Regions from separate parts of the Homo sapiens genome. Here all the other regions are linked to region 3. Evidence: chromatin contacts called from ENCODE Hi-C or POLR2A ChIA-PET data. All regions are on one chromosome and are shown on one strand. The core of a region is the stretch at or near the end of the contact, and the rest is flanking DNA. Distances in the headings are between cores, read along the strand shown. Region 1 holds the start of MYL12A (myosin light chain 12A). Region 2 holds the start of SMCHD1 (structural maintenance of chromosomes flexible hinge domain containing 1). Region 3 holds the start of ZBTB14 (zinc finger and BTB domain containing 14).

What was found. Hi-C counts contacts between places; a loop is a spot of excess contacts on that map. ChIA-PET counts read pairs that join two places held with the same protein, here RNA polymerase II (POLR2A). Pooled maps may share reads with other maps.
Region 1: a map of CD8-positive, alpha-beta T cell shows a loop between it and region 3 (20-fold over the local background). The contact joins the promoter of MYL12A here to the promoter of ZBTB14 in region 3. A Hi-C loop is called at or near these places in 3 of 168 maps with a recorded cell type or tissue (CD4-positive, alpha-beta T cell, CD8-positive, alpha-beta T cell and sigmoid colon), 5 of 37 single-sample maps with no recorded cell type and 22 of 50 pooled maps. POLR2A ChIA-PET finds 5 or more read pairs at or near these places in 2 of 52 experiments (CD4-positive, alpha-beta T cell and naive thymus-derived CD4-positive, alpha-beta T cell).
Region 2: a map of OCI-LY7 shows a loop between it and region 3 (21-fold over the local background). The contact joins the promoter of SMCHD1 here to the promoter of ZBTB14 in region 3. A Hi-C loop is called at or near these places in 6 of 168 maps with a recorded cell type or tissue (CD8-positive, alpha-beta T cell, OCI-LY7, ascending aorta and 3 more), 5 of 37 single-sample maps with no recorded cell type and 26 of 50 pooled maps. POLR2A ChIA-PET finds 5 or more read pairs at or near these places in 2 of 52 experiments (CD8-positive, alpha-beta memory T cell and PC-9).

What each region holds. Positions count from the first base shown.
Region 1 is chr18:3,246,551-3,250,562 of GRCh38, reverse strand. MYL12A (myosin light chain 12A) reads right to left here and starts at 2,762. Exons shown (of 4, transcript NM_006471.4): 1 at 2,654-2,762. It also overlaps a transcript of MYOM1 not described here. RefSeq lists enhancers at 1,624-1,693, 2,826-3,055 and a silencer at 2,456-2,535.
Region 2 is chr18:2,654,263-2,658,327 of GRCh38, reverse strand. SMCHD1 (structural maintenance of chromosomes flexible hinge domain containing 1) reads right to left here and starts at 2,602. Exons shown (of 48, transcript NM_015295.3): 1 at 2,067-2,602. The coding sequence starts at 2,252. It also overlaps the pseudogene CBX3P2. RefSeq lists silencers at 1,900-2,079, 2,310-2,759 and an enhancer at 3,794-4,065.
Region 3 is chr18:5,294,003-5,298,042 of GRCh38, reverse strand. ZBTB14 (zinc finger and BTB domain containing 14) reads left to right here and starts at 2,317. Exons shown (of 4, transcript NM_001243702.2): 1 at 2,317-2,391. RefSeq lists enhancers at 1,109-1,268, 986-1,671, 2,360-3,046, 3,047-3,734 and silencers at 1,479-1,898, 1,979-2,918.

The sequences.
Region 1 (4,012 bases), core at 1,513-4,012, 2.0 Mb after region 3:
CCACCAGAAACCTTTCAGCGATAGGGAGTTTGGCTGCACAGTCACTGTTCCAAAATACAGAAACTGTGGGGTTTTTTCCCTACCAAACTAAAAGTGTGGGGAGAATAAATAATGGTGGAGGGAGTCAAATCAGGAACAGTGCTATGATCTCAAGGAGCAGATCATTTCTGATATTGTCAGGGTCCTCTTTGCTGATTCTAGTTTGTTGTTCATTTTACTTTCCTTCAAACAATTTAGACTGTCACTCTTCATGTAATAAGCCTTCAGCAAATGCACAACTCTCATCGAAGTTTAGAAAACTAGGGTATACCCCTTAATCTAAAAAAGTTGAAATTGCTTTATTATTATACTTTAAGTTTTAGGGTACATGTGCACAACGTGCAGGTTACATATGTATACATGTGCCATGTTGGTGTGCTGCACCCATTAACTCGTCATTTAACATTAGGTATATCTCCTAATGCTATCCCTCCCCCCTCCCCCCTGAAATTGCTTTTTACAAAAAGCAAGCTAGGGTAAAATAAATTGAAAAGATTTCATGTCAATGTAATTATTCTTTAGGATGCAAAGATCGCCAGGTAAGGACCTGAGGTTTCCAAATTACGAAGCTCCTCAATCATAAAGTCGAGTCTTTATTTACTTATTTATTTTTATTTATTTATTTTTGAGACGGAGTCTTGCTCTGTCGCCCAGGGTGGAGTGCAGTGGCGCGATCTCAACCTCCACCTCCAGGGTTCAAGCAATTCTCTGCCTCAGCCTCTGGAGTAGCTGGGATTACAGGCACCCACCACCATGCCCAGCTAATTTTTGTATTTTTAGTAGAGACGGGGTTTCACCACCTTGTGCAGGCTGGTCTTGAACTCCTGACTTCGTGATCCACCTGCCTCGGCCTCCCAAAGTGCTGGAATTACAGGCGTGAGCCACCGCACCCAGCTCGAGTCTTTATTTTTGAGGGATTAAGTGAAAGATCCTTGGTGTCAAGGAGTGTCTGTTGTACGAAACTGGAAAGTAGAGAGACTTACAGAACAGGCTTCTACAAAATATGAGGATTTCAGATGCATGAGAAAGTGGATGAAGGGCAGTTAGGAGACTGAGTTTACAGATCTAAAGGAGCATAACCTTTTTTTTAAGTCAGGCGAGGTGAGCGCTGGTGGCAATGAATCTGGTTTTTATTTTGTGTTTTAGCTCAGAATCATTGTGGGCTGTAACGAGAGATACACAACATGATTAAGGAAAATGTTAGACTAGATTAATAGGTGGGAGAAATAGAAGAGATTCTCAAAGTGGCTTTCCCCACACACCAAAGGACACAAGAAGTTTTCAGAATCTCTAGAAACTATGTTCATTTATAAAATGGGATTAATCCATACCAATATATACATTAGAGTTCTGTGGTTAGAATCCTAGAGTCCAGCATTTATTTACAAAGTGGCAATAAATGTAAAATAACCTAGAAACTTCTTCTACAAAACGAACACTCAAATTGATAATATTCTGAGAAATATCACACATTCTGCAAGAAAAAACCACCATCTTACAAAACACTGCGTACTGTGATAGCACCTAGTATTTGGTGGGCTTTCTAAACCCTGACCAAATATACCGCCTCATTTAATCAATGCACTTAAAAAAAAAAAGCCTAAGTATAACTTATTTTCTGGTGCTAACCACAATTTTTAAAAAGTGTATTTCAAGTTGGTGCTTCCGTTCCAAGTAAACCAAGTTTCATTTCTTATGCAAACTTCCGGTTGAAGGTAGGATTCGTTCTCTTGGACTGCCACACCCAAAAGTTCTCACCACTGGACAAAGACAATTAGCTGTGAGGGCTGACTTGCCAGTAAAGCCTCGCTTTTGAAAATAGAGTGCTTTTCTGATTACCGTTTATTAGAGCCCTTCCAGAACATGAAACAAATACCAATAATTTTAAGAAATATTCGCTTTATTCGCCTTTAAATATGAAACTTTTTGCACTTAAGTTAAAATCTCTGCTAAATCCATAGGTCTCTCAAGAACTGACAGATACATTCATATACCTACTAAACTACTTTAAAAAGAAGACACTTCCATGGCGAATTGAATTAGCCCAAACTTTCCCCCCAAATGGGACAAGGTATTACATTTTGGAGTTTTTCTTCGAGTCACAAACTAAACTCCAGATCTCTCTGTCCAAAATTTCATCGCTTAAAGAAAAAAAGTTCTAATTACAGGAGCGGATACTGAGCTGAAGAACTTCCCAATTTGAGTTGGTTATTCCTACTAAACGCAGCCACACAGCTGCAACAACAGCTGCAGCAGGGGGACAACGGGCTACGTTTTTGCGCAAACCCTCTTGAATCGGGCAAGTTGACGTTAGAAACTAAAATAGTCCCGGAGTCAGCTCTGCAGGGGTCGGGTTTCGCGGGCCCGGCAGTCGCCCAAGCTCAAGGCGCCAGTGAGCGAAGCCACATTTCCAGAGTTCCAAGTTTGGGCACAGGAGCGAAGTTCGGGTCTGGGCCACTCCAAGCCATGGCCTCGGATCCCAGAACCGGGGACCTGGCTGGCACACCTGCCCAGGTGCGCTACCGGCGCCAGGAGCCCCGCCGCCCTCCAGCTGCCCCCGCGGAGACGGGTCCCCGGGATGGGTCTCACGCGCCCGAACGCGAGCGCCACTCACCCGGCACAGCTACGAGAATCCGAGCACCTCTCCGAGCCCCTCGCTGCCGCTATCACACCACCCTGCTACCCAGAGAGCCGCTAAAAACCACCGCTTCCGGCCTCTGCTTAGCAAGCCGGAAGGAAGCCCGGTCACCTTTCTTGGCCCGCAGAGTGGGTCTGACTTCACGGAGGGGCGACAGAGAGGGAAGTCGCCAGTGTGGTCAGCGGGCGTGGTATTGACCAAGTGCATGAGAAGGAAGTGTAAAGTGGGCGACCTAGAATATAGAGCAATATATAATGGTCCTCTGGGTCCTGTTACTGAGTTTCCTTCTTTTTTGTACCTGTTGTTGCAGTGTTAAGTCTTCCTCCCCCCTATCCTTTCCGCAGATGGTTGCGTCCGTCCTGTGGCTTTGCCTGGCCGCACATTCCAGGGCACGGCGAAGGGCGGGGCCCGTCGGCCCAAGTCCTTGTAGGGAAATCGAGGAGAGGGCTGCGGGCCCACGTGACTGACCCTCGCCCCGCCCCGAAGCCGGGCTCCAGCTTGTGGGCGGTAGTGCGCCTGCGCTTGACGCCCCGCGCGGGGTCTGGGTCTCCGCCTGAGGGCCCCGGAGCAGTGCGCGTATCCCGGGAGCGGATCTTGATGCTAGCTCTGTGTGCAGTGTAATTTTATTAAGAGTCCCGCCCCCTCCATACGGGAGGAAACGTGTGTCCCTGGGGCCCTCAGCCAAGCCTCCACTATCTTTTTGGCCCAGACGGATTTCCCAGGTCACAAGTGGCTGGAGACTTCCTCTTGAAAAACATTTGCCGTCGTTTTTCCCTGGCAGAGCCCCTTTGACCCTGGCTAACAAGGACAGCCTGACTTGGATCCCACTATGCAGGAAGGAAGGCGACTCTTCCCCGCACCTCTTGCTACGATTAGGACTTGCGACTTGGTGAAAACAGGAATCAAAACTTGGGCCTATTTCTCCTGAGGTCTGCTTGCCTAGAACAATTCGTAACGATGAATCTTATTAAAAAGAGAAAGTCCTCCCCGACTTTATCTTTTTCCGCCCAGAATCCGATAAGGAAGACTTGTTCTGGCCCCCTCAGCTCTCTGACCTCACCTACCAGAGGAGAGAGTGGGATCCTCTAACACTCGAGCCGTCATCCCAGCACTAGGGGACAGTGACCAGTGTGGCTCCCGTGGCCAGAACCCTTCTGAAGTTTGGGTTGCCCTGTGGTCTTCGCCTTCAAAGCAGGCCGCCACTTGAATCCTTCTGGAACGGACAGTGTTGCTGTAAACGCCGCGGAATAGTATCTTCTAAGTATTCGTAGCTTCTTTCTTGAGGGATCTCGGGAACGTTCCGTGTATTAACCACTAACGTATTCCAAAGTTAAC
Region 2 (4,065 bases), core at 1,353-3,852, 2.6 Mb after region 3:
CTGTAATAAAAGGCCAATAATACTTCCTCTATTTATCTAAGAGTTACTGAGACATCTCACGAGAGGGAAATAGTGCATTTCTAGAGGAAGGGTAAAGTAGCAAAACATTTTCAAAAAGCAATTTTAAAATACGAAACAAGAGCTTTAAAGATGTATCTCATCTTTGATCCAGTTCTAAGATTTCAAACTAAGCAAACAATAATAAAAGACATAAACGGCTATGTATTCAAAGATGTTTTTCCACTGGGTGCAGTGGCTCACGCCAGTAATCCCAGCACTTTGGGAGGCGGGTGGATCTCTTGAGCCCAGGAGCTCGAGACTAGCCTGGGCAACACAGCCAAACCCCCGTATGTACGAAAAATACGAAAAAAAAAAAACATAGCTGGGCATGGTGGCGCTCACCTGTAGTCCTGGCTACTTGGGAGGCTGAGGTGGGAGGATCACCTGAGCCCGGGAATATTTGGGCCTGGGAAAATGTTTATTACAGCATTACTTAAAATCAAAAAAATTAAAAGTAATGTAAATGTCAACAGAAAGGAGAGATTCGGTTATGTAAATAGTGGTAGCAAATGGACCATTTCAAATTTTGATTTGAAGACCTACGTTTAAAGAAACTTCTGACACTATTAAGTGAAAAAATTAATAGAATATAAAACACATATTTTAGTAATTTAAAAAATGGAGTGGGAAGGAGGAGGAAGGCTGAAAAGACATAACCTCAGGTGCTAAGAGTAGTCATATAGTAGTTTTACAGCGAGTAAAAGATTTACTTGTTTCCCCCCTCTGGTTCCATATTTTCTTTAATGTACTGATATTTTTACTATAAACACAATAAACGTAAAAAGTTTCCCTTTTGTAGAATGGTTCTGAATAGAAAGCATTCAACAAAAAAGATGAGCATTCATTCACTTTTCAAACACAACGGGAATCTACTACGTTCAGGCACAGAATTAACTTGAGGGGATAGGTTTTTGTCTTCATTCATTTATCCATTCTAATCTGGGCATTTACAATGTCGCAGGCACAGTTCTAGACGCTGGGACTACAGCTGTGAACAAAAGAAAGTCCTTACTTCTCCAATCGTTTTCATTCTACGGATCACGATTTCAATTATTTCAGCAACCATACAGTTATATGGTCTAGAACATTTCTAAACCTATCAGCCTCACGACAAAACACGGCTTCAAAGTTCTTTTTTTCCCTTGGACGCTAAGTGTTCTTAACAGCTTAAAAAGGGACCTCATATGGTTAATTCAGAGCATGACAATATTCCTTCTTCAAAGCTCAGGCAATGCCACCACCTCATATCTATAAAGTACATCACAGTTTAAAGCGGATTTCCCTCCACGTTCATTTTCAAAGCGAACCAATACACGGGGTAGGTACGTTTTCTGGTGCTCCACAGCCACCCATACCAACCTTTGACTTGGTTTGGAAATTCCCAAGGGTTAGGGCTCAGACAGGCAGAAGGCCAGCTCTACCTGCAGAGCTGACCTGGACAAGTGTCTCCGTGCGGAAGGATCCCCCCCGCCGCCCCGCCCCAGAAGGACCTGCAACCTCGACAGGGCAACCCGGGGACACCCCGCATCATCTAATGAACTTGGGGGAGATGACTCCGGGCATTTCACAACTTCCCACCGTCGCAACACTCACAACAGAGCCCCTGGGCGTTAACTCCCTTCTCTCGTTTTAAAAAAGTTACAAAGTAAAAACAGACACCACCAACGGCTTTCCCTAGACTGCAGGGCCGCAACCGGGCTAAGCTCGCCCAGGGCCAACAAACGCTGAGCTCTCCACCCGGGCCGGCAAGGCCTCCCGTAAAAGGAGCGGAGGCAGAGGGAGGGCCACGGGGGAGCCGGCCCTGCACTTCGAGGCCCGGGCCAGGGCCCGCCCGAGGCGTCCGGCCACCAGGTCACGGACATGGCGGGCACACGGGAGAGGGAAGCCAAGGCCGCAGGACCGGGACCGGGTGACAGGTTTATTGCCCTCAGTGAGCAAGTTGAGTTTCTCATCACCCTCCCGCCCCCAAGTCTACACGCGCATCCCTTCCTCGCCCCTTCGCGTACCTGACACACACACGCGCGAAATCCCGCGTAGTCCGAGCGCTCCCCGACCTGCAGAGGCCGGTCCCCGAGCTCGGACTCCTTTTCGCGCCGATCAAACAAGTACACCGTCCTGTGGCCGACGCCTCCGCCATCCTCCTCAGTCCCCACAGAGGCCCCACCAGGCCCGCCGCCGTCCGCCGCTGCCATATTGGGGAAAAGGAGAAAAGACAGCGACGCCTGCCGCCGCCGGGCTCAGGGCTGAGGTGCGCGCTCCGCGCGGCGCCTTCAGCTCCAGCTCCCGGGGCGGCTCGAGGCCTCGGCCCGGCGCGCTGCAGCTCCTCGTCAGCGGCGGCGGCCGAGCAGCGGCAGGCGCGAGGATCACCCGGGAACCGATTCAAACGCGCTCCTGCCCGTGCACCACGTCACTTCCGCGGCCCGCCACTCCTGAGGAGAAGGGGACGCGCGGCGCGCTCCTCACCGGGCCCGGGCCCAGCGCCTATCGCCGCCCACGCGAGCCTCACGGTGCGACCCGCGACCAGCGCCGCCGCCGGGACTGTGGCGCAGGAGGAAGAGCGGTGGCGGGTGGCGGGCGGCGGGCGACAGCGAGGGGCGGGGCGAATCCAGCAGGCCGCGCGGGCAGGGGCGGGGCTTCGCCGCGCGCGCGCCCGGGGCCCGCCCCCTCGGCCCTCGCGAAGTTGGAAGGAGGCTGAGTCTTTCGCGGCTGCCTGCGCCCTGCGGGTAGTCCTCAGAGGCCGAGGCGGGAGAGCAGGGCTCGGGGGCAGCGGGGGAATCTCCCGAAGAGCTGTGTTCTCTCTGTGGAAAGGGCCCCGCTGCCTTCCCGCCTCTCCAGGATCCCGACTGAGCTTGTAGGTGCCGCGCCGGCTGACTGAGCCCTCTCTGGCTGGGTCGCGTGGACGCGGCGGCGGGAAGCTTCAGGCCGGCGGTACTCGCCGGGCGCAGAGTCCACCAAAGCGAGCACGTGGGTCCCTCTGCCGAGAAAATAGGCGCTACGAGAGCCGGCGCCCCTTTTTCCTCCTCATTTCTTAGTAGTACTGGGTGGGCTCCAGCGTGGGCCCCCGAGGCAAAGCGGGTCCGTGAGAACGTCAGAAGGGCGCTCTGTGACGTCACAGCGTCCCCGCCCCCCGCACCCTCTGGGGGCCCTGGAGCGCCGACGGCATTCGGGGTACGGGGGTGACTCCAGCGCCCTAGTTTTAACGCTGCCTGCGCTTCGCGGTCTCCCACGTGCGTGTAAATTCTGAAAGAACCCACGCCACAGTTACTAGGGTTAAATTAGATGTTCGCAAAATTCTTAAGGCCTAATACGTTTTCAATCAAAGCCTTTAATCGTCGTTACCGGGCAGCGTTTCATTAACTATCCTCATCGTGGGCAGGTAGTGCCCTAACTCAACAAATAAAATGCCATTGTTAGAGGACTAGGTTTACTCTCCAGTTCTTAGAAATCGTGAATACTGTATACTTGAGAGTGGTATGTAAATTCAGAAACCCAAAGGTAGCAGATAGAGGGGTTTTTCAAATCTCAGAATATAAGCCTGGATAATAGTGCGTTTTCTGTTTTACTAGGTTTGCTAAAACCTTATATGGACAGACTTACAAAGTTAGTGTTATGTTAGAAACCTAGATTTGCTTGTGGATGTCAAGACGTTTCAAGATCGTGGGGAATGTGTGTATAAATTGACTACACATATACTAGAGGTAGACACCAACTAGAACGAAATTGTGAAGGCGTGTTTGGGGAACATACATTGTTTGGCTGGAAGTGAGGAGAACTGAGCGGTAGATGGTGGAAGATAAAATTGGAAAGACATAAACTGTGGCCAAATGCCGTTCATGTTCCTTAAGGTGGAGGTGGAGGAAAAGAAAACAAAAAAGTAACCCCCGATTCTAATGGAATTTCTTTGAAGTCTGATGTTTTATTTACCTTTCAAATTCATGCGAATGTCTCATTCTATTCCTTTATATAGTGGTATTTGAGTTAAATGACTCAAAGAAAAACACAAAT
Region 3 (4,040 bases), core at 1,068-3,567:
GATTCATTGATACAAAACCAGGATGTCAGGAACCGTCACTTGAGAAATGCATTCTAGTGCTTTAGAACTCTTGTGAATTATGTTATCGGGTTAGTGGAAACGTGGGAAGTCTTTTCCTAGCCATATGCGAAAAGATTGTCTTTACACAGTAGGCAGACCAAAAATACACGCAGAATGAGTGGGAAACCCCATATGTGGTATGGGAGAAGGGGGAGCGCCAGCAGCAGATGCGCCATGACTTGAGTACTGGCCGTGTCCACACATTGTGCTAACTGCAGTGGCTGCTTTACTGCTTGGTGACGCAACCCTATGACAGAGTACTATTATTATCCCCCTATAAACACACAGCATCCACAGGATTGAAATGCAACTTCAAGAGCTACGCAAACAAGAATAAAGCGAGTACACGGTATCATGTCTGATGAGTGTGAACTTTCGTGGCAGAAGACTTGGTTCTGGTTCTGTCCAGGCCACTGGAACCCACTATCTGTGGGTGCAGGTGATTTTCCATCATGGAGCTAATACCTTAGCTGGGCATTATTTCACTTAATCCTTACAAGTGCCTTATTAGGTGCTTTCCATAGCTCTCCTTCAGCTGAGGTTTAGAGAAGTTAAACAATTTACCCAATATGTGAACTGGATATGTCTGACTCTACAACCGGTCTCTTCCATCCTATTTCCTCCATATAAGCCGTAACTTGGGTGCTTTTGTGAACATCAAAAAAGATGCGTATAAAGTCGCCTTGGGGAACGTTAAACCAAAGTCAATTAACATTACAAAATCAACTGAGGCCATATAGAACTTCCTTTAGAAAATTAACACATCCAATCATCATATTATTTCCCAAATGTTTACTTAGGTGCCTGTTGCAAGCACTATCTTATGTCATCTTCAATAAGCCCAAGAGGAAGCTTCTGCTCTAATCTTTAGATATTAAATTACGCGTTTCGGGGAAACTTCGCGTGTGAGGTAAAGCAACATGAGCGACTCTAAGGCGGCGCGGCATTGCTGTCCGGCCTCCTGCATCTCGGTGAGCAGAAAACGCGGGAGCGGGAGGGACTTCCCAGCTCCCGACGCCAGACACAGGCACAGCCGCCGCGTCAGAGGGAAGGCGACGTGGTTCAACAGCAACGGAGCCATTACTGGCGCTGAGCAGGGATGTTAAGGACAGAGCCAAGTTATCAGAGCTCTCCGAATCGAGTCCAGGGTCTGGACTGCCACAGACGGGTCGCCGCCTCCAGCCCCTGGACTTTTCCTTGGAGTGTCCGGGCGCGGACCTACTAGCTCCGAAGCCCTATGGGTGATCCCTTTCTGCTGGGCAACTGGGGTTGCGCTTTACACTACAAATCGAAGACGTCGCTTTTTCCATTTGTTCTGCAAGTGTTTATTGTGCACCGTCCACTCCCCCACAAACTCAATGTGCCGGCGGCAAGAGGCAAGACCGCAGACCCGTGGGCGCGCCTCCCGGTGTCGGCCGGTGTGCGCGGAGGGCGAAAGTGGCCGGGGCGCCCGCTCCGAGACGCGGCAGAGCCCCGCAGCCTCAGCGCCCGGCCTGCGCGCGCCCGGGGGAGGCTCTGGCCCACGCACATGCACACGCACGGGAGCGCTGGCTCCCGCGTCCCCGGCGCTGCGCCGGCGCCGGGCGCGGGCGGAAGCCCACGAACCAGGGCGGGAGGGAGCTTGAGGCGGGGCGGGTGTCCGCGAGCAGCGCTCGTGCTTAAGTTCCCTGGCTCCCGAAGCCCCGCCCTTGCCCCGCCCACTCCTTCTCCCGCGCGCGGGCTCCGCGCGCCCCAAGCCGCGCGCGTGCGCGCGCGTGCGCAGGCCAGGGCCCTCCGGGGGCGGCCCCGTAGTCTCCAACGAAAGCGTCGGCAAGGGCCCGGATTAACCCTTTCTTTGCTCGCCCACTTAGAGACCCGGTCGGGTTCCGTGCCTGCGCAAGCCGGCGGCGCGCCTTCCCCCCAGCCCGCACCGCGCATGCACGGGAAGGGGGGGGCGGTGGGGGTGTTCACGGCCGGCTAGACATTCTGTGCTCGTGCAGGAGGAGGGCTGCTACCATCAGGGACGTGCACGATTTCCCCCACCCCGCCCCCTCCCCAAACTCCAAAAAAAAATCCAAAACACACTGCCACCCACCGTGCCCCCGCGCCCCGAGCCCCTCCGGTCCCGGCCTGCGTTTGCTAGCGAGCGCGGGGAACCCACGGCAGTGTCTGTGCCTGTGCCAGGCTGCAGGTAAGCGCGGGCCAGGGTGCGGAAGGGGCTGGGGCCGTCCGCAAGGCGGGCGCGGGGGCGGCCGGCGGCTGGCGGGGCGGCCCGGAAGACGCGCGTTCTCGCCGAGCTCTGGGGCACCAGCCAGCTCCAGGATGTGCGGCGGCCGCCAGCGGCGCGGCGCGGTGCGAGCGGGGACGGGCGTGGGCCAGGGTTGGGCGTGGGGCCGGGGCGCCCCGGGGGCCGCGCGGGCCGGCGAGCGGGCTCGGGGAGCGGCCAGGCGGCGGCGGCCCCGCGCGCGCGCTCGCAGAGCCTCGGCGGCCGAGTTCATGGCCGCCCCCGCTCGCACCGCCGCAGTGCACCGCGGTGGGGGTGGGGACGGCCCGAACCCAGCGCGGAGCGCGGCCCGCCGGGCGCCGCCCCTCCGAGCCGCGGGCCCCGCCGCGCCGCCTACAGCCGCCGGCGGAGGAGGGGGCCGGGACCCAGCGCACGCACTCCCGGGTGCGCCCGCGGAGCTTGGGTTAGCCGGCCGCGCGCCGCCCCCGCCCCCGGCCGCGGGAGGGCGGGGGAGGGCCCGGCGCGAGCTGGCCGGGGAGTGCGCGGGGCGCGAGCTCCGGGCTCGCGGGCGGAGCGGGGCGCGGCGCGGCGCGGGGCTGCGGAGCCGGCCGCACGCCCGCTCCCGCTCGTCGCGCCGCCGGGGCCGCCGCGGGCCGCAGTCCCTCCCTGCGCGCTCCGAGCCGCGGTCCCAAGCCTGCGCTCGACGTCTGATTATGAAAGGGAAAGTGGCCCTTTCACCACCTGGCTCCCAGGCTGGGAGCTTTTGTCTGGGAAGGAGTGCAAACGGCCTCCTCCACTCCCCACCTCCCAGGCCCAAAGAAATTGAGAGGGAGGACTCGATACGCCTTGAGGGCTTCTTGGGTCTGCGCTTGGCTCCCTGCTTCCTCCCGACTCCGAAGTTGCAAGCTTGCAACAAGGAAGTCGTGCAGCCGCCATTGTCGGGCTGCCCGGGGCAGGGGAGGCGGCTGCAGCTGCTTATGTAAGTTTTTGGCTTTGCGGGAAGCCCGGCTCCCTGCACTGTAACGCGGCTTAGCGCGCCCGCAGTTTGGAGAGCAATTAGGAAGGGGCAGCCTTATTATGAAGGTGGTGTTGGGGCTACGTCTTTTCCTACACCTGCCTACACAGATGCTGGCAACAGCTGTCTTCCAGTTTTGACTCACCTGAACTGAGCAATTGGACATCTCAATGGCAAGGGGGGCGGGGCGGGGAGGAGGCGGCTTTGGACACACATGGTCTCTCTTCCAGGTCTCATACATCTTGAGAGAGAGAGGGGAGAGGGGCGAGTGGCCAAGTACACACTAGCCAAAACAACAACAACACATTGATATGTTGTCATAGCTAGTCTAAGGCCACTCCTCTCTCTGGTCCCATGCACTTTTATCCCACAAGCCCTAGGACGAGTTAGTGACAACAGTAGTAAGTGTCACAGTGTAAGGTTTTTGCTGGGCTGCCTAGCCTCTGGATGATTACAGGCCTGGGTGCTTCTAGGGAATAGAGAGGCAGAAACACGTAGAATGATCAAGTCAGAATCATCTTTTGGAAATGTTGCCTAACCTCAAACTTCAGATGAGACATCCCGCTTCTACGCTGGGTAGCTCGGTGTGTTCACTTTTCTTTAGAAGGAGCTTATTATGGGTTTCAAGGTGTTGGTCTCCAGGTTGGAGTCTTGTTCCATGGTTTTTGTGTAAGACTGTTACAGCCCAGTCCTTTGCTCCTACCACACCAAACAACTTATCTGTGTGGTCACTGTTCAGTAGAGGAAACTTTTTGTTTTTCA